4 separate regions of the Homo sapiens genome follow, and regions 2, 3 and 4 are each linked to region 1. Evidence: chromatin contacts called from ENCODE Hi-C or POLR2A ChIA-PET data. All regions are on one chromosome and are shown on one strand. Each heading gives the region's core, a stretch centred on a gene start or an enhancer-like site at or near the end of the contact. The rest is flanking DNA. Distances are from core to core; before and after follow the strand shown. Region 1 holds the start of COPB2 (coat protein complex I subunit beta 2). Region 2 holds the start of U2SURP (U2 snRNP associated SURP domain containing). Region 3 holds the start of TRPC1 (transient receptor potential cation channel subfamily C member 1). Region 4 holds the start of ATR (ATR checkpoint kinase).

Region 1 (5,004 bases), core at 841-3,340:
AGTATAGTGCTTTGTATATAGTACACATTCAGTATGTAATGGTTAAAAGAGTGAATTTACAGTCTACAATTGCAGGACTTAATTTTGGCTAATTGCAGTGGAAAACATGAGAAAAGATATAGTCCAAGTAAGAATGACACTTGAGGGTTCAGGCCCGCAACACCAGCTAGGTAGACCCTTAGGTGGCCCAGTGGTATACAAAGATTTAAGCATTCCCAGCTGAGCCCCTTGACAATAGAGATACATCATTTTATTTTGTATCACTTAGTACTGTGCCAAATCCAAAAATACTCTCTCAAGTGCAAGAGTATTCAGGAGTTAGAAATATTGAAAGTTCCACTATTCAAGCAAATTAGGTATAGTTCATATAATTTTTTCAACTCAGGATCCTCAGTCACTCCATAGAGTAAGCAAAGTATGCAATTACTAGAATTATTAGTCTCAATTTACATAAGATCACACTGCTGGCACTAAACTCCAGTTCCAGACTCTTTTTTCCACTATTGAATGCCACAGAAACATAAAAAAAAAAAAAATGGAAGGATCTTTAGAAACCATGTAGCTGGATTTTTTTTAAGATGATGAAAACTGAGGCCCATGAAGAGAGTCACATTAGCTCAAGGCTCCTACTAAAGCCAAATAATTTCGTGCAAAATCATCTCCCTCTGATTATCATTATCTACACACACAAATACATAATTTTTCTTTTTGCCTTTCTGAAAATCTGGAGGTCTGAAAAGACTTTAAGATTTCTCTCAAGTTAAAAATACACGTTTGTACGTGTAACCAGAGGGCAAGTTTTCTATGGTCCACATGTTTTCTTAAAAAAAAAAAAAAAAAGGAAATACAGGAGATGTGCAGTGCGTGTGACAGGCAAATGTTCTCGAACTTTATTGTGTAGTGTAACCCCTATGGCACAGGCCCTTAGAATTCAGCCACATTAATGAAGAGATATTTTTATGTAGTAGAAAGAGCACAAACTTTGAGGTGTTTTGTTTTGAGACAGAGTCTTGCTCTGTTGCCCAGGCTGGAGTGCAGTGGCGCGATCTCAGCTCACTGCAACCTCCACCTCCTGGGTTCTAAGCGATTCTCCTGTCAGCCTCTGGAACAGCTTGGATTACAGGCGCCCGCCACCACGCCAGGCTAATTTTGTATTTTTAATAGAGACGGGGTTTCACCATGTTGGCCAGGCTGGTCTCGAACTCCTGACCTCAGGTGATCCACCCGTTTCGGCCTCCCAAAGTGCTGGGATTACAGGCGTGAGCCACCGCGCCCGGCCCAACTTTGAGGTTTTATCTGCCACTTACTATGCAGTCTTGGCTAGAACACTTAACTTCTTTGAGCCCGAGTTTCCTCATCATTAAATGGAGATAATTCAGGTTTGATGTGAAGATTTGAGAAGAAGGTATGTCTGACACACTGCCGAAGATCGATAAATATTTGTTGAATGAATAACACAGCCAGCCGAAGCTCAACAAAAGACACATACACAAACACACCCACACGGTTGGGTAGTTGCCGTCTCCCGGGGAGCTCCAGAAGTGTAAGCTCTCAGCCCTCCCTCTGACTTCAGAAGCCTGAAGCTACTAAGCCCGCAGCCCGGTGCGTCTCTTCGCAGCCTTAATCAGTGCCCGGGCAAAGGCCTGCAGAGAATTCTCTGGGCCTCGCACCAGGCCCCAAGAACACACTGGAGACTCGTTTCGCCTTCTCCCTCGCCGTTTCCCCCCTCCAGGGCCAGAGTCCGAGGAAGCCCGATAGCGGTTCTCGGCCTCCGAAACACAACTACAACACTGGGGAGCTTGCCCTGCAGTTAGCGTCCAGCGGGGATTAGGCACTTCGTTTTCCTCATCGTTTCAATCTCTATCTTCTGGTCGGGGTCCAAGCTCAGCGGCACCACGTCACGGCCCTTAGTGGTCTAGGCCACACCCCTCCTTCCCGACAGCCTCAAGTCCACTACCAGCGGTCTGGAAGGCCACGTTGCCTAGGAAACTGGGGCGGGGCTTGGGAAACGACGGCCCTGCGCGCAGTTTGCGCAGGCGCTCCGGCCCTGGCCTCTGACTATCGCGAGAATCGGCTCCCGGAAGTTCCACGTCAGTCAGTCTGACGGTCAGTGGATCGGTGGGTTTATCTCAAGGCCTGAGTAGCCGGTAACAAACGAGGGTTCCCGGGATTGGACCGACGCAGCCATGGTAGGTCCAGATCCCGTAGAAGGGAGCGGGGTCCCATAGGTTACGGCCGATTCCTGGAGCTTCTGGACTGAGGGCCGCGGTAAGCAGTGGTCTGGGCTCCCGCTGCGGCCGCCGCCTCAGGCCTTGCGGGGTCTTGGTCGTTTGATTCCAGGAAGGGAGAAGGCGGTGGGGCCTAGGGGACCGGGGTGATTTGGGGAGGCAAAGCCTGCTAGTGAGGGGTTTTGTCTCCCCTGGCGCTTGTGGCGCTTGCCAGAGCTCCTGCAGTCTGCAGCGGGATCGGTGGTGTAGGGAAACACAGAAGCCGAATGTGTTGAACTCCGTAGGAGGCTTTGGTAAAACTAAAGTTTGCCTTTAAAACGGTGGTAGTTAATCTACACTCCTGTTGGGCTTATTCTGGGGATAGTGTGTGCTGGCTACAAACTATAAACAAGCAAAGAAGCCAAAAACAAATGTATATGGAGTCAAAAATGGAATTTCAAATGCTTTGATATCTCAGCTGTTAGGTTTCTAAGGGGAGAAGAAGGGTTGGGAGGAAGGGGGTGCTGTTTATAACACTGGCTGGTGTGCTTTTATGCATTTGCAAATCCAGTGGCTGGTAAGAATAGTAATTGTTAGAGCACTTTGTTATTATCACCGTAACCCTAAAAAACGCCCTAGACTAGTTTGCACAAGAGTGTTATAATAATAAGGAAAGAAAACGATAGTATAAGAATATCTTCCGTCTCTATTGAAAATGCAAAAAAAAAAAAAAGAAATTAGCCGGGCGTGGTGGCGGGCCCCTGTAGTCCCAGCTACTCAGGAGGCTGAGGCAGGAGAATCGCTTGAACCCGGGAGGCAGAGGCTGCAGTGAGCCGAGGTCGCACCACTGCACTCCAGCCTGGGACAGAGCAAGACTCCGTCTCAAAAAAAAAAAAAAAAAAACTTGTTATGAAGCACAGAATCAAACATTTTGGAGCTTGAAGACGCTAGGGATTAAGTCCCTCATCTTAAGTTAAAAAATTTTTTTAAATTATGTTTCTACAAGGTTAATTGTGGCAAAGTTGGAACTAGGAAAAAGTTAGGAATACTCCCAGGGAAAATGCACAGAGAAACAAACATTTTTGCATAAAATTCAGTGCATTCATTCACAGACACCCCCCCCCACAATCCATGGACCTTCTTTTTTTTTTTAATTTGTTTTATAAAAAATATGGAACGCTTCACGGATTTGCGTGTCATACTTGCGCAGGGGCCACGCTAATCTCCTCTCTATGTGCTGCCGAAGCTAGCACTATCCGTGGACTTTCTTGGGCACCCAGGTTACAGTCCCTGAACAAGACCTCAAGCCTCTTAATTAGAGCACTTCGTATTACTAACTACCTGATGTAGTTTGGGTCTGCTGTGGTTGCAGTAATGGACGTTTTTGGAAAAGGCTCTTGGATCTGCCTAATTTCATTTTCTTTTGCCGTCTTTACATTTACCAGTGTATTTCTATAATGAAATATTGCCTTCATTCTTTATATATTTTAAATCCTTTGTGGAAAATACAAAACGTGAATTCATTCATTTGTACATTTACCATAGAATATTTAGTGTCTGCCATGCACTTTGCTAAACATGGCTGCCTAATTCTCACAGCAGCTGGGAGATAGAGTTATATGTTTGTGAAGTGGTTACTGTAGGTCAGGCACTGCTCTAACTGGCTAACTCTGAATTTAATTCTTACAGCACTAAGAGGTAGATAATAATAATATTCCTGTTTTACATAAGTCAAACTTGAAAGAGGTTAAGTAAATTTGCCCACTATTGCACATCTGAAATGAGTGGTGGAACTGAAATTTAAATCCATCATGGCTTTCTAGTCTTGTGTTATGGTATCTGTTCTTAAACCCCCATACTCAAATATATAAGGTGATCTGGAGATAAAGACATGTATAAGCAATGACCCTGGCTTTAAGGAGGATCTACTCTAGAAAGCAAGAAAAGATGTGTACACAAGTGTACCATGAACAGTTAAAATGAAATCCTATAGGATTCCCTAGGAAAGAATGCTTCAGGCTAGGGTAACTAGAAAGGTCTTACTGGTGGCAGTGGCATTTAAGCTGAGTCCTAAATGCATCCAGCTTTTGGAAGGTGGAGGGATATATTTAAAGTTGAGGATACAGTGTGAGCATCCTAATCATCTTTGTCCCAAAGTACCTAGTACATTGTCTTATTCAAAATAGTCACTTAACTGTTGGGAGAAATATTATCACAAGAACCCTTGCCTGTTCGTTCTTTCTTTCTTTTCTTTCTTTTCTTTTTCTTTTCTTTCCTTCCTTACTTCCTTCTTTCCTTCTTTCTTTCTTTCTTTCTTTCTTGACAGAATCTCACTCTGTCGCCCAGGCTGGAGTGCAGTGGTGCAATCGTGGCTCACTGCAACCTCCACCTCCCAGATTCAAGTGATTCTGCAGCCTCAGCCTGCCGAGTAGCTGGGACTGCAGGCGCGTGCCACCACGTCCAACTAATTTTTTTTTTTTTTTTTGTATTTTTAGTAGAGACGGGGTTTCACCATGTTGGCCAGGCTGGTCTCAAACTCCTGACTTCAGGTGATCCTCCCGCCTCAGCTTCCCAAAGTACTGAGATTACAGGCATGAGTCACCACGCCTGGCTGCCTGTTCTTTTTTAAACTGAGATTTGTGCTTTGGGAGTATGTAGAGGTTTACTGGGGTTGCTCAGAGTTCATTGGCCCAACTTATGGAGCATCACTTTTACTCAATAATCAATAATTTAAAATATTTTAAAGTAAAATGTTCACAATTTGTAAGTGTCCAATTTCCTCATTACTGGAGGAAAA
Region 2 (5,004 bases), core at 1,835-4,334, 3.6 Mb before region 1:
CATTTTAAAACTAGAAGCCAGGCACGGTGGCTCACGCCTATAATCCCCGCACTTTGGGAGGCCGAGGCGGGGGGGGGGGGTCACAAGGTCAAGAGGCCAACAGATGAAACCCCATCTCTACTAAAAATACAAAAATTGGCCAGGCGCCTGTAGTCCCAGCTACTCGGGAGGCTGAGGCAGAAGAATTGCTTGAACCCAGGAGGCAGAGGTTGCAGTGAGCTGAGATTGCACCACTGCACTCCAGCCTGGGCGACAAGGCAAGACTCCCTCTCAAAAAAAAAAAAAAAAAAAAAAAAAAAACACCCCAACTAGAAGACCTGTAGAGGTTATCTAATTTAATCTTTTTATAATTAAGAAATGTTAATAATTTTGCCATATTGTACATTTAAAATTAACATTTTCCCAATGTCTAGAAATATAATAAGCATCCCTATCCATATTAACGGGAATGTAACTACCAAAGAAAACGACGAATCATGAAACAGAAGTATCTGTTCACTCCATCTGTATTGTAAAATATAAGCCACTCATCTGTTCTTTCCAGAGGAAAGGAAATCAAACCAGATATCAAAGGCTAGAAATTCTAAATACTGTAGTATTAGCCAAAATGATCTTACAATTTCTCTAATAAATTATGTGTTAGAAATAAAAAGCAGGGAAGCAGGGCGGGGCACGGTGGCTCACGCCTGTAATCCCATCACTTTGGGAGGCTGAGGCGGGTGGATCACGAGGTCAAGAGATCGAGACCATCCTGGCCAACATGGTGAAACCCCGTCTCTACTAAAATACAAAAAATTAGCCGGGCGTACTGGCGGGCGCCTGTAGTCCCAGCTACTAGGGAGGCTGAGGCAGGAGAATCACTTGAACCCGGGAGGCGGAGGTTGCAATGAGCCGAGATTGTGCCACTGCACTCCAGCACTCCAGCCTGGGCGACAGAGCGAAACTCTTTCACAAAAAAAAAAAAAAAAAAAAAAAAGAAATAAAATAAATAAAAAGCAGCTATCTGGGCAGTCATTATGACAGCTGATGACTTAGATTCCAAATCACAGGATTAAAATTTATCCTGACATTTTGAAAGCTAAGAACTTTTGATTTCCTCTAAAAACAAAAAGAGGGGAAAGAAATTAAGATTTATTATGTACTTCATAGACATTATCTCATTTGATCCTTATATCAACCATGTAAAAAAAGAATTATATCTACATTACAAATGAGGGAATTGAGGCTCCAGAGTTTAAGCAATCTGCCTTATTATCGCAAATATAATTAATTACCAAGTCAGGATTTGAACCCAAATCTCTTGTTAACAAAATTCATAATCTTCCCACTACATTATGCAGCCTCCAAATTAGTTAAGATATTCTGATTCCTTTCACAGACATCAGTAAGAAATCTGCTAATAGCATCAAGAGATTATAATCTAAGGCAATATAAACAGAAAAGATTACTGGATAATCCAATAATTTATTTATTGAGAACAGCCATACATTCAGTCATGAGAAGCACTATTTTAGAAGGAAGCCTGAACACAGACATTGAAATGTTTTCAATGTATCCAAGACCTCAAGTAGGGAATACTTAAAATATTACTTTGAGAAGAAACAAAAATTGTGAGGCTTATGCACGACTTGTTATGAACGTAGCTAGCTTTAGTAATAGCTCCCTAACGGTATGTTCTTGTCAGGAGTCTGTTGAGAAGAGTTGGTAGAGCTCGCCCCCAAAGAGAGGGAGACGAGAAAATGTACTGAGGAGGGGGAAAAAAAACTGACACAATACCTTGTAAAGAAGCCGAAACTGGCCCCTCACCAAAGTTTCTATGTAACTAAACGATGTCTGTTAAGACCATTACTAATTATGAATTAATTATTTTGGTGTACATCGTTCACCAAATGGCATAAACAGTCGGATTAGAGAAAGCAAGTAGAAAACGAGTTATGATGTTTCTCAGAACTGTAAACGCAAGCTTCTCTCCTACCGTAAATTTAACTTTCTAATAGCCGATTTACAGTCACACACTCTTTAAGATTTAACAGTCCCTAGCACCTGAAAGTGTTACACAGCTTCTTGCATCAGCATCGGAAAGTTTAACTACCTCGTGGCAGTACCAATTACTTTTAATATATTCGAGACCAGAAACCCAAACCAAAAAACGATTAAATGTCCCGCCCAAGATGGCAACTAAGAACCCAACCGTACTAATGCTTAACTACTACCACAGCTCACTGGTTTCACAATACGTGCCCAGGGTTCCCTGTAAACACAAATGCAATTTACTAATCGTATGTAGCTTACAAGTCTACGGAGCTTCTCTTTTCACTGTTTCTTCAACATAAAGAAAGAGACCACGAGTCCTCTACCCTCAAAAGTGCTTTTTACTTCCCGTTAAGGTAAAGACCACGTGTAGACTGTACATTAACCTTGGCTATGCAGCACTGCAAAGGAGAGCTGCTCCCGCCTCTGCATTTCCCACTCCGTGTCTTTGCCCTAGTGGTCCTCCCCTCACAGCTGGCGACCCTAGAGGTTATTCATTCCTTGGAGGGAAACTGAGGGAGGCCGGAAGTGAGTGAGATCCAAAACCGAGAAAAAAGCAGCAGACATTTAAGCACCGGGAAGCGATTCCCGCCTCTCTCCCAGGCGCTGTCTGGCGGCCTCAGGGCGCAGGAAGCTGAGATACAGGAGAGCGTTTTCACTGCTTCAGACCTCAATCTGAATTCCTGATTTCACTCCAATGCCAAGCGCGGGCCGAAGCACTCACGCCTCCACCCACTGGGCACGCCAGTCTCGAGCTGAATCCCGGCTGGGACTATGGGGAGATACCAGGCCTCTCAACCTGCGCACAACGGTGCGGCGGCGCCCGGGCCTACCGTCGCGACTAGAATGCAGACCCCAATCCCAATCGCCTCTCACAGGCCAGAAGCGTCTGTGGGCCCCAAACGACAGTGGTAGATCCGCTGACTTACGAAATTTTGTCAGAAATTACCTTTGAACTGGCCTTCTGAGATCCGCCTGGCGTTTTGTCCGCCATCTTGAGCTTTGCCCCTCCTTCGGCGGCGGCAGCAGCACGGGCGAGTCGAGCACCGAAAGAGCGGATCTCAGTGAAGCCCGCCAGAGGCGCCTGCAAGGCTGAATAGTCGACTGTCGAGATAGCGACCTTAGGGGCAGCCGCTCACGTGACTTCCGGTGTCAGTAATTTCCTCAGCCGCGCTCACTCCGCTAGTTTTCCTGGGAGTCACGGTGCTTGGTCGCGTTATTGGGTCCGGGAATTCAGAGAATCAGGGCCAGCTGATACTTCACCCTCTTATCCCAACGCCAACCCTTGATAGATGCGAACCAGTCGTATTTCCTTTGTGGGAAAGGAGTCGCTTTTTAAAGACGTGCACTGGCCATCTAGGGAGGAGCTTTTACTTCAACTCAAAATAGGACTGGAGCTGACTGGTGACCTGGCGCTCGATGGACGGAAACGCTGTTCTTGCCGCTTCGGCAGCTCCCATACTGGTGGGAGAGGCAAACTTGCAGTCTGCTCATCTTAAGATGGTGAATGTTGAGATAGGGTTGCTCCCGAAAAGCCGAGAAGAGGAGCCGTTTGACCCAACTTGAGGGTGATCCGATAGACACTCTTTAGGGCGTCTGCAGAGTGGGTGCGCGTGGAGACAGTCAATAAGAGAAAATCGTAAATACAGATGGTATTCTAAATCTAGCATGCATGTAAAGTTGTGTGACATTTTAAAGATTACATTTTACACTTTAGTATTGTTTTCATTTTTAATCACATAAATGGGGGAACACCATATTAAACTTTTCTGAACTTAGTACTTTTTTAAAAAGTTCTTAATCAGGGCCTAGATTCAAAGACGGAAAGCTTGCTTGAGAAGGCCATGCCCGAATCAGGCCAGGCAAGGAAAGAAAGGACATTCCAGACAGAGGGAGTAATTGAGGTAAAAGCCTGTGGCATGAATCAGTACAGCCGATCGTGCAGGTCACCTAAAGCAGTCGTTTTATTAGACCAGGTGTGGGGAGGGACGTGGTTGGACAGGGGTGCGGGTGCAGGTTCACACAGCGCCCTGAGGTCACCATCGTGCTTAGGAGTTAGAATTCTGTTCTCAGAATGAAGATCGGCCTTTAACAAGGTTGAAATGGTCAGATTTTTATTTTAAAGTATTGCTCTGAGGACTAGGGTGGGAGTGGAGGGCGTTTGTGGACCTCTCCCTAAATCATTTATTCAAAATATTTTTGAGCCCCGTTTTGTGTGTAAAAGCCTGCCCAAAGTGTTGTAGGGCTTACAGAGACAGACAAACATGCACTGTCTTCATATGATTTAAAACTTAATGAGAAATGGAGGAGACAAGGAAACCGCAAACTGACACTATGCATAATTAAATTGATGCTGCAAGGAAGGATCAATAGCTGAGGGACCTCTGAAAGAAGTAATTAATTCTGAGAGTAGGAGTGAGGAAAAGAGACGGGGCGGGGCAGGGGGGGGGGTGGTCATAGAGAAGAAAGCATTTGAACCAGCTCTGAAGAAGTAGAATTTTGTTGAATGGCGGGGGTGGGGAGCGAGGGAAGCACTTAGAACAGGATCTGACACAAGGCTGGCTCTCAAGAAAGATTAACAGACATATATGCCAGCCACTAAGGAATCAGCAGGCCAGGCCTCCTATTCTCTGTGAGGGTATGAGGGTAGAAGAACAGACAGTAAACAAGAAATGATCTGAAAGTGACAAGTGCTACACATGAAATTAGAATGACTTGCACCCTCCAACCCAATTCAATTTACTTCTACTGCTGGATTCTGTCATACTTTTTCAGTTCTGGGCCTCTTCCCTCAACCTTGCCCTGCCCTCTCATTGAAGTCTAATCCAATTCTACTCTGGGTGAAGATGTCCCTTCCTCCAGGAAGGCTTACAGTCCTCCCTCCCCACCAATCCTAAATCAGAGACCCTTCTGTTTCCAAGGAACCTATACTTTACCACTTTGAAGAGCTCAGCACACTAGATCTTAACAGGG
Region 3 (5,004 bases), core at 1,214-3,713, 3.3 Mb before region 1:
CCACCCTACCCCCCCAAAGCCAAGTCTCTCATCTCAATTATGTTATAAAATAAAAAACTGACAAAGAATATCAAGGTATTTCACCTGGTACTACTAAATAGGCTATACAACTATCATAAATTAAAACTCTCTTTTGTTTGAGATATGTCATGCAATAATCCTAAATATACACAATGCACAAATACTTGCTCAACCATATTCCACTGATATTTTTCTGTCCTCAGTTTGACAGGAATATCAAATTTCCTTTCTTGACATACTTTCTGTTTGCTTTAAAATAACCATTGCACAGTGAGCTGGAATACATGGAGCCAGCACTTACTCATTTTAGTACAACACAATCTTCTCCCCTTCCTCTCTCAGAACTTTTGAGGGAAGAGAACTCAGGCAACCCACTCCAGCAATACTAAATAATTTTACATAATCCACAGACCCTATTTTTGTGACGTTGTAGATGTATATTCTGTTTCTTTACATCTCAAAGACTGCTCAAAGTTGTGTCCATGGTGTACTTTAACAATATTATTAATATTGCTTTCATAATATTATTTAATACTATTACATAAGAACATAAAAATGGCTCAACCACAGACATAGGTGGACTTTGTTTATATGTCAATTGTTTTCAAAAAATCATGTAAATAAAATCCTATTTCAAAAGCAGGAGGAGAGGTTAGGAAGGCTGTCATTTATTAATTACACATTCACACATACAAACAAACAAACAAAAATCCTGTGTAGTTAGTCTTTTCATAGTGTAAACTGCCCTTTGGGTTTGTTCCAGAAGTTTGCATGTTTCTAACAGAGTTTTCCTAAGTGTACAGCCATATAAATTTGGAAAAAGAAAAATTTTAGTGTTTCCATGTAGGAAACAAAAGCAGTCTTAGGGCAATCAATTTCCTATCCCTTTTGTTATATACATCACTACAAAGGATGATTGCGTGACATGGCCTTAATATGGCCATAAAAATGATTAACTTCTAGACTAAAAAAAGGATAACGCGCTAAATATATTCCACATATTTTTGCCTTGTAATTCCTGTAATTATTTTTCACTATCTTTATCTCCCAAAGAAAGATCTGGGAGCAATAAATCTTTCTCTCCAATAAAAAGCACTAACAATCAAAGGCGTTCCGTAAATCCAGAGAAAGTTTTGGCAACTAAGGCAGAATTTCTTCCGTCCCGTCCTTACTTCATGTATCTCCACCTAGGATATTCCGTTATTAATGCCAGTCAACAGTCACTGGCTAAAGCACTGGTCAGGTGAAGCTAAATAATAGAGGGTCTGGTTTTGTTTTTAAGAAAAACAAAAACCAGGTGATGAGAACCCTCCATACGAGGCATCCTAAGGTAAGGTGACGGAATTTTCCGACTGGAGTGTCGGAAACTAGCCTCTCGACTCCCGGAAGGAATGAACTGCGAGCCAGAGAGAAGACCAGGTCATTCATGCGGTCAGTAGCAAGGGCGGCGCTAAAACGCTGGGGTCGGGGCTCCCAAGGCGCTACCTAAACCCCGGACCCCAAGGCCAGAGCCACCCCCGACGGTGCAGCGCTCCGAGGGCGCAGCCCCAGCTCCACTCTCCCGCCAGCTCCACACTCACAGGGCAGAGGCGGTGAGGAGAAGACCGCCTGAGGCAGCAGGCGAGGCGGGAAGACACTCGGCGCCTGAGACAGAGGGAATGCCCCGATATAAGTTGAGGCGGGGGAGAGGACTAAAGGTCTGGAGGACAGGGGCGTCCAGAGGAGAAAGGGGCCTAACTCTCACCCTTGTCGCACGCCAGCAAGAAAAGCTTCTCATTCAGCGTATTCTCCTCCTTCACCTCCCGCACATCCTTCAGCGCCATCACCTCGTTCGGCGAGGAAGAGGATGGAGAGGAAGGCAGGGAGGAGGAGGAGGCGCCCGAGAGGTCCGTGCTCGGGTACAGGGCCGCCATCATCGCGGCCCATGAAGGGGGCAGGCCAGGAGACGGGGGCGGGGCCCCCACCGGCCCCGACCCCGACCCCGACCCCAGCCACGCCCCAGGGCTGGAAAAAGGATGAGTCGTTCCCACTGCTGCCTCGGCTCGAGGCCCGTTGGCCCCGAAGGGCGTCGCCTCCCCTGAGAACCAGCACTCGCCCTCCACTGACAGCCCCAAGTTGGTGGCGGCGCATGCGCGGCCCCGGGGCCAGCGACCCCTCCCCAGCCGCCGGCGCCCCGGCCGAGCCGGTCCGCGCCCGTCCGGGGACGACAGTGTGGCGCGCGCCAGGGCGGCAGCCGAGCACGGGGCCGTGCCAGGAGTCGCAGGGGCCGCGCCTGGGGCGGCCTAGCCCAGGAAGAGGACGAGAGATCTGTGGGAGAGGAGCTCCAAGAGGCGCTTCTGCGCACGTTGGGCTCCAGGGCTGTGGGAACCGCTGGCCCAGCTGCGCTCCGAGGAGATGTTCGCGACTCTGTCCTCACGTCATCCTCTGCTCCTCTGTAGCGACGACACTAGGGAGGAGCCTGCGGCAAGGGCGGGCTTGGGTGGGCGGGGCCTGCGGCAAGCGGGGCGTGGGTGGGTGGGGCCTGCGGTGGGGACGCACTGGGCTCCTGGAGCCCGCTGCAGCTTCCTTCGCTCTGGTGAGGTGAACCGCAGTCTGAGGAAGACTTCGCTCAATCGTCCCTTTCCACACCCAGGGTACTGGTTTAAGGTAATTAAGCAAATATGGAGCAGTATGTTAATTGAGTCTCTGACGACTTAATGTTTAGTCGAAATCCTTTGTGGAATTGTCCAGCTATTTCATATTCTGGTGCACTATGCTTTAAAGCACAATGGAGAGCCAGACTCGTGGGTTTGTATGTTGTACTCATTTTAGGCTGGAAATGAACTCTCATTTATAAAGGATATATAGATATATAATTATATTATGTTTAAATAATTTATACAAATATATAAATTTTTATTTCCATATTATTTCCATAGGTTTTTGAGGAACAGGTGGTGTTTGGTTACATGAGTAAGTTCTTTAGTGATGATTTGTGAGATTTTGATGTACCCATCATCGAGCAGTATACACTGAACCTAATTTTGTAGTCTTTTATCCCTCTCCCCCTTCCCAACCTTTCCCCGAGTCCCGAAAGTCCATTGTGTCATTCCTATGCCTTTGCATCCTCAAAGCTTAGCTCTCACTTGTGAGTGAGAACATACGATGTTTGGTTTTCCATTCCTGAGTTACTTCATTTAGAATAAGAATAATAGTCTCCAGTCCCATCCAGGTTTCTGCGAATGCCATTTATTCATTCCTTTTTATGGCTGAGTAGTATTCCATCATTATATATATATCACATATATATATACCACATATATATATATATATATATATATCACAGTTTCTTTATCCACTCATTGATTCATGGGCATTTGGGTTGGCTCCACATTTTTGCAATTGCGAATTGTGCTGCTATAAATATGCATGGGCAAGTATCTTTTTCGTGTAATGACTTCTTTTCCTCTGGGTAGATACCCAGTAGTGGGATTACTGGATCAAATGGTAGTTCTACTTTTAGTTCTCTAAGGAATCTCCACACTGTTTTCCATAGTGGTGTACTAGTTTACAGTCCCACCAGTAATGTAGAAGTGTTCCCTTTTCACCGCATCCACACCAACAGCTATTATTTTTTGATTTTTTTGATTATGGCCATTCTTGCGGAAGTAGGGTGGTACATACGGCATAGCAGTTTTGACTTGGAATTCCCTGATCATTAGTGATCTTGAGCATTTTTTCATATGTTTGTTGGCCATTTGTGTATCTTCTTTTGAGAATTGTCTATTCATGTTTTTTTGTTTTTTCTTGAGACAGAGTTTTGCTCTTGTTGCCCAGGCTGGAGTGCAATGGCGTGATCTTGGCTCACCGCAACTTCCGCCTCCCAGGTTCAAGTGATTCTCCTGCCTCAGCCTTCCGACCAGCTGGTATTACCGGCATGTGCCACCACACCCGGCTAATTTTGTATTTTTAGTAGAGACAGTGTTTCTCCCTGTTGGTCAGGCTGGTCTCGAACTCCAGACCTCAGGTGATCTGCCTGCCTCAGCCTCCCAAAGTGCTGGGATTACAAGCATGAGCCACTGCCCCCAGCCCTTTTCATGTTTTTAGCCCAGTTTTTGTTAGGATTTTTTTTTTCTTGATTATTTGTTTGAATTCATTGTAGATTCTGGATAGTAGTCCTTTGTCAGATGCATAGATTATGAAGATTTTCTCCCACTCTGTGGGTTGTCTGTTTACTCTGCTAACTCTTCCCTTTGCCATGCAAAAGCTCTTTCATTTAATCAAGTCCCAGCTATTTATCTTTCTTTTCATTGCATTTGCTTTTGGGTTCTTGGTCATGAAATCCTTGCCTAAGCCAATGTCTACAAGGGGTTTTCCGATGTTATCTTCTAGAATTTTTATAGTTTCAGGTCTTAGATTTAAGTTCTTGATCCATCTTGAGTTTATTTTTGTATAAGGTGAGAGATGCAGATCCAGTTTTATTCTCCTACGTGTGGCTTGCCAATTATCCCAGCACCATTTGTTGAATAGGGTGTCTTTTCCCCCACTTTATGTTTTTGTTTGCTTTGTTGAAAATCAGTCGGCTGTAAGTATTTGGGTTTATTTCTGGGTTCTCTATTCTGTTCCATTGGTCTATATGCCTATTTTTATGCCAGTACCATGCTGTTTTGGTGACAGTAGCCTTATAGTATAGTTTGAAATCAGGTAATGTGATGTCTCCAGATTTGTTCTTTTCGCTTCATCTTGCATTGGCTATGCAGGCTCTTTTTTGGTTCCATATGGATTTTAGGATTATTTTTTCTAGTTCTGTGAAGAATGATGGTGGTATTTTGATGGGAATTGCATTGAATTTGTAGATTGCTTTTGGCAGTATGGTCATTTTCACAATGTTGATTCTACCCATCCATGAGCATGGGATGTGTTTCCATTTGTTTGCCTCGTCTGTGATTTCTTTCAGCAGTGTTTTGTAGTTTTCCTTGTAGAGTTCTTTCTCCTTCTTTGTTA
Region 4 (5,004 bases), core at 776-3,275, 3.2 Mb before region 1:
GGATACATTGAAGCTTCATCATTTCATTCCCTTCTCTCCCTTCCACAGGTGCAACTATCCTGGAGTTGATATCTATCTTTGCCAAACATGTTTTCATACTTTTATCAAACATATTTGTATACATAACTCACACAACGCATTGTTTTGTGGTTTTAAGATTGTATATAAATGATATGACACTATTATGTATACCTTTGAATTTGCTTTTTCAATCAATGTAGTTTTCAGGATTCATCGTTGGTATAGGTAGTATAATTCATTCATTTTAACTATGAAATTATATTCCACTTTATGACTTTACCCCCTCTTATTTAATCTTTGCTGTAATCTTGTGAGGTAGACATTATTAATCCCATTTTATAAATGAAAAAATGGAAGTATTAAGAGATTAAGTAACTTTACTGAGGTCATATAGTTTCTAGCAGATGGAATGAGAACTTGTGTAGGGCCTGTAACTCCCAATCCCATGTCCTTTCTCCTAAAACATTCAGTGATTCATTCAACAAATGTTTACTGAACACCACCTATGTGCCAGGCACAGTTTTAGGTCCTGGGTATCTGAGAGTGAACAAAATAGACAAGACCTTGCTCTCCAAGAGCTTACACTCTAACTGGAGAGAGACAATAATATAGTATGTCCGGGTGTGGTGGCTCTCACCTCTAATTCTAGTACTTTGGAAGGCTGAGGTGGGAGGAGCGTGTGAGGCCAAGAGTTTGAGACCAGCCTGGGCAACATAGCAAGACCTTGTCTCTACAAAAAATAATTAGCCAGGCGTGGTGGCATGTCTGTAGTCCCAGCTACTCAGGAGGCTGAGGCAGGAGGATCAATTGAGCCCAGGCTGAGGTGAGAGGATCGCTTGAGCCTGGGAGATTGAGGCTGCAGTGAGCTATGATTGCAACATTCATTGCACTAGAACCTGAACAACAGAGTAAGACAATGTATCTAACAAAAAAAAGAGGGTGAGACAGAATGTGTATATATGTTAGTCTATATGAGGCTCTTTGGTGTTAATTTGGCAAACACCTGAAGGAAAAAGGGCAATGACAGAGTGGTGTTCAAGGCAGAGAGTACAGCAAATGCAAAGTTCTTGAGGCAAGAGCATATTTGGCTGTCATTCCATCACTTTTTTCTTTAAGATACTGTATCGGTTAACTATCCTCATGTACCAAAGAACAAATGTAAACATACTGCATGACTTTGAGTGATTAACTACATAACTTTGACATGTCAACAATCTCTTATGGTGGTCATCTTTCCAATAAATTGAGTTGAGCTAGAAAATGTGTATTGCCAAAATCCATTGATTTACTTTAAAAATTAAATCACAGGTTGCGGATGCCCGTAATGGTGGCATTTCCACACACAGTACTGTTGCTGATTTGATGAGACACAAATATATTCCAACCCCATTTTCAAATATTAAAAGTTGGTAGGGTCCTCAACGAAACCTAACAGTGACTTCAAGTTGAAAAAAAATGCTTAAAAGGAAAAAAACAGGGAGAGCCCACCTTTTGGCCTGTATCTCTCAGAAAGAGGGACAAGAGCGGTGGGAACGTGAGGAACTTTTAAAATGTGAGAGCGTTACTCTGGGGAAACCTGGAGTTTACTCTTGGCCTTTACTCGCTGGACTGTCATAGTTCTCACATTTGTGAAGCGAGTCTGGGCTGGCGGCCCTCAAGCCCTATCCTCCCCCGATGCGGAAGTCTTGCTTCTCTGTGCCTCCCAGGCTTGAGAACAGCAGAGTCTGGCCGCTCAAAACGAAAGCTTCACGAACGTCGCTCGCTCGGTGCTGAGAAAGAAGCCTGACGCGACCCGGGAAACTTGACCGACGCACGCCCGCCCGCTTGCCCCGCCCCCTAACGGCTTCCCGGCTTCCCCCGGGTCCTATGCAGAAAAGACGCTGGGCCTGGCAAGCGGGGCCAGTAGCGGCTTCCGGGAGGAGTTTTGGCCTCCACACGGCTCCGTCGGGCGCCGCGCTCTTCCGGCAGCGGTAGCTTTGGAGACGCCGGGAACCCGCGTTGGCGTGGTTGACTAGTGCCTCGCAGCCTCAGCATGGGGGAACATGGCCTGGAGCTGGCTTCCATGATCCCCGCCCTGCGGGAGCTGGGCAGGTAGGGCTAGGCCCAGCCTGGGTCCTGCATCCTCCTCCGCTGATTCCGGCTTGGGTTTCACGTGCTCTCCCCTCCCCTGCTGCGCTATGGCTGGGATCCCCTAAGCCCCCGCTGCGGCCCTTGTGGAGATGCTCCGTGGCTGATTTGGGCGCTTCTCCCTCAGAGTGCCCGTTGATAGCACATGGGGCAGTCGCCACAAACCTGCGGGAAGCCGGTCCGTGGGGGAGAGAGGCGTCTGCCGGCCCTGGTTTACCACTCACCCCGATCGAGAGTTTGCTTCCTGCAGCTGGAGGAAGAGTCCCTGCTGATCGCTTTCTGGTCACTTTTCTACACTCATTTTCTTCTCGAAAATCTTTTTCCTTAGACGAGGGACTTGACCCATCAGTTTCTGTTCTTTGTGATCACTCGTGGAGGAATTGGTTTTTAGCCTTACATTTTGTCCCCAAACTGCCCTTGAAAGAAAATCACCGCTTCTCATTTTCTGCAAGTGACATCACTTGCTGGAAAAGGCAGTTTTTTTCTTTGAAGTGAAGTCATAGTACATACTGAAGATGTGACCTCCCTCGTATTGATCGTCCAGTTCCCGATCCGTTATTTTAGTCAGAAATTGGAGAGATAGACCCCTGGGTCCACAAAATCTCAGCGTGCACAGAGTGTTGCCAAAATTTGGAGACAATTTAATATTTCATTTGCAAATGCATGTTGTCTGTAAACCTCATGAAAACCAGTATCTTACCACAAGGAGGGAGAGGTGTTGATGGCTCTCACACCTCTTCAATACACAGGCAGGCTTCCCTGAACCAGGCCTAAAGACTCGGTAGAGCTTGTTTTGCTTTGTTTGTTTTAATTCTACACTACTGCGAACAAGAAATAAATAAGCTTGTGCTGCTACCGCAGTTAAATTATCATTTGGAATAACTGCTTCCCAATTTCTTAAACTGTTTGAAAACTTTCCACACAAAGTCAAAGCTGACATTAAGCCAATGGGATAGCTACTTCTCTTTCTTTTTGCAGCGCAGTTGTGTTCATTTCCACTGGTTGGCCATCCAAATAATCTAGTCTCAATATATGAATAAAAGGATAAATGAAGGGACCATTCTTGTCGTAACTGCATCACTATTTTTGAGTGTGTGAATTTTTTCCACTTATCTGTGGCAAGTATACTTTGTGTTTAGTTTATAAAATAACCTCTACCTCTCTAAAAGAAGAGGAAGAAAAGTGATCATTGTAGGAAGTTGGTTTACAAATTTCATCTTTCAGGCTCATTGTGAAGCTGAGTATATTTTTGCCACTTTGCTTTAAAGTAGAATTAACTGGTTAATACTTCTCTTCCCTCTTCTGTCTTCCTCCGTGAGTCCTGTTAATAAAAATAATTGGTTCTTGGATTATATATAGTCGGTTTCATCAGTAGAGTTTATGTTACCTTTCATTTATTTGTAGCTATTCCAAGAGAAAGAATAGAAAAACTGACCCACAGAGAGTTGTCTAATAGTTTTTAATTGTCATGGCTTTTTCATTACAACTACTTGAATCAAAAAAGCTAATCAATTTTCATAGTATATCCATGACATAGAATGAAACAAGTGTTACCACTGTTTAAGAAAAAGGGACAGAGAAGTTGAAGAACCAAAGGCACAGCTAGCAGATAACAGAGCTAGGTTTCAGATTCAAGCTTTCAAGGCCTTTTCTTCCAAAATGTTTCCTCTTAATTGACTATGGCAATTAGACTACTGAAAAAAAAAGATATTAGTGTTCTAATTTATGGGCTGCTCTTCCTCAGTCCCTCAGATAAATTTTGTCCTATTGTTTTTTTGCTATTAGCAGTCTGCTCTGCATAATCTTGCTAAATGACCTTTCCACTCTCCTGCCTTCAACTATAATCTGCTATTTGATGACTACTAATATGTTTCTCCAAATCATGTCTTCTATAGAATTGTATATTTACTGTATACTGGTAGTTTCACTGAGTGTCCTATGTGTAGTTAAGGTTCAGAATATCCAATACAAATTCCCCACATGTCCTAGCTTTCACAAGCTTTCTTTTTTTAAATTAAAAAAATTATTTTTCTCTTATTCATTGAAGTAGAGATATCTCAGTACATGGCACCATATTCACTTAGTTCTCCAAACTGGAAATCTAGAAGTCATTCTTAACTATTTTCACATGTGCTTTCAGTCTATGTCCTTGGCCCTCTTTTAATCTGTGCTGTCTTCCCAAGTAATCTTACCTAATCTCATGGCTTTAAATGTCATCCATATGCTGATAACTCCCAAATTTATATTTCTAGATCGGAGATATATATTAGGTTGCTTACTCAACATCCACACTGGGAAGTGAAAATTAACATATCCAAAGCAGAACGCCTGATTTACTGCGCCCTTGAATTTGTTCCTTCTCCTGTGTTATCGTAAATATGCCAACCAAAAGCCTAGGAGTCATCCTTGGTTTTTTTCCCTTGTCGCTTAATAATCCATAAGTTAGTTCTGACAACCATATGTTTAAGATACATCTAGAATCTAACACTTCTCACTGTCTCCACTGCTACCACCAGAATTTCTTACCTGAACTATTACAGTAACCTTAGTTGATCTTTCCATTTCTACTTTTACCTACTTATAATAGATTTTCCACTCAGTAAAGTGATTTTTCATCTATTAGTCATATTGTAAGTTCCCCTGCACAAAACCGTCCTTTGACATTCCAGCACACTTAAAATCAGTATAAAATCCAAACTCCTTACCAAGGCCTCTAAGGTTCTACATAATCTGGCTCAGCCTGCCTCTGACTTCATCACCTTTTATCCCTCTTTTGCTTACTTTACTCTAGTGATACTGACCTTGTTTCTCCAGGATACCAAGGCTGTTCCTGCCTTTAATCGTTTGCTGTTCCTT

Evidence for each region. A loop is a pair of places that touch in the nucleus more often than their neighbours do. ChIA-PET counts read pairs that join two places held with the same protein, here RNA polymerase II (POLR2A). Pooled maps may share reads with other maps.
Region 2: a loop to region 1 is called in a map of B cell, with 13 times the contacts of the local background. The contact joins the promoter of U2SURP here to the promoter of COPB2 in region 1. A Hi-C loop is called at or near these places in 1 of 168 maps with a recorded cell type or tissue (B cell), 1 of 37 single-sample maps with no recorded cell type and 7 of 50 pooled maps. POLR2A ChIA-PET finds 5 or more read pairs at or near these places in 1 of 52 experiments (CD4-positive, alpha-beta T cell).
Region 3: a pooled map shows a loop between it and region 1 (11-fold over the local background). The contact joins the promoter of TRPC1 here to the promoter of COPB2 in region 1. A Hi-C loop is called at or near these places in 5 of 50 pooled maps.
Region 4: a loop to region 1 is called in a map of CD4-positive, alpha-beta T cell, with 6 times the contacts of the local background. The contact joins the promoter of ATR here to the promoter of COPB2 in region 1. A Hi-C loop is called at or near these places in 2 of 168 maps with a recorded cell type or tissue (CD4-positive, alpha-beta T cell and CD4-positive, alpha-beta memory T cell) and 9 of 50 pooled maps. POLR2A ChIA-PET finds 5 or more read pairs at or near these places in 1 of 52 experiments (activated CD8-positive, alpha-beta memory T cell).

What each region holds. Positions count from the first base shown.
Region 1 is chr3:139,386,733-139,391,736 of GRCh38, reverse strand. It overlaps COPB2 (coat protein complex I subunit beta 2), which reads left to right and starts at 2,090. Exons shown (of 22, transcript NM_004766.3): 1 at 2,090-2,189. The coding sequence starts at 2,187. COPB2-DT (COPB2 divergent transcript) reads right to left here and starts at 1,934. Exons shown (of 5, transcript NR_121609.1): 1 at 1,804-1,934. It also overlaps the pseudogene LOC124906339. RefSeq lists enhancers at 1,253-1,362, 1,242-1,804, 1,573-1,872, 1,805-2,366, 2,163-2,412.
Region 2 is chr3:142,999,650-143,004,653 of GRCh38, reverse strand. U2SURP (U2 snRNP associated SURP domain containing) reads right to left here and starts at 3,084. Exons shown (of 28, transcript NM_001080415.2): 1 at 2,981-3,084. The coding sequence starts at 3,025. It overlaps PAQR9-AS1 (PAQR9 antisense RNA 1), which reads right to left. Exons shown (of 5, transcript NR_125393.1): 5 at 3,564-3,627. It overlaps LOC100289361 (a long non-coding RNA gene), which reads left to right and starts at 3,187. Exons shown (of 1, transcript NR_034032.1): 1 at 3,187-3,809. RefSeq lists enhancers at 2,723-3,372, 2,647-3,646, 4,646-5,004.
Region 3 is chr3:142,721,493-142,726,496 of GRCh38, reverse strand. It overlaps TRPC1 (transient receptor potential cation channel subfamily C member 1), which reads right to left and starts at 2,463. Exons shown (of 13, transcript NM_001251845.2): 1 at 1,766-2,463. The coding sequence starts at 1,937. RefSeq lists an enhancer at 1,045-1,911 and a silencer at 2,170-2,219.
Region 4 is chr3:142,575,754-142,580,757 of GRCh38, reverse strand. It overlaps ATR (ATR checkpoint kinase), which reads left to right and starts at 2,025. Exons shown (of 47, transcript NM_001184.4): 1 at 2,025-2,112. The coding sequence starts at 2,054. RefSeq lists enhancers at 1,675-1,774, 2,075-2,234.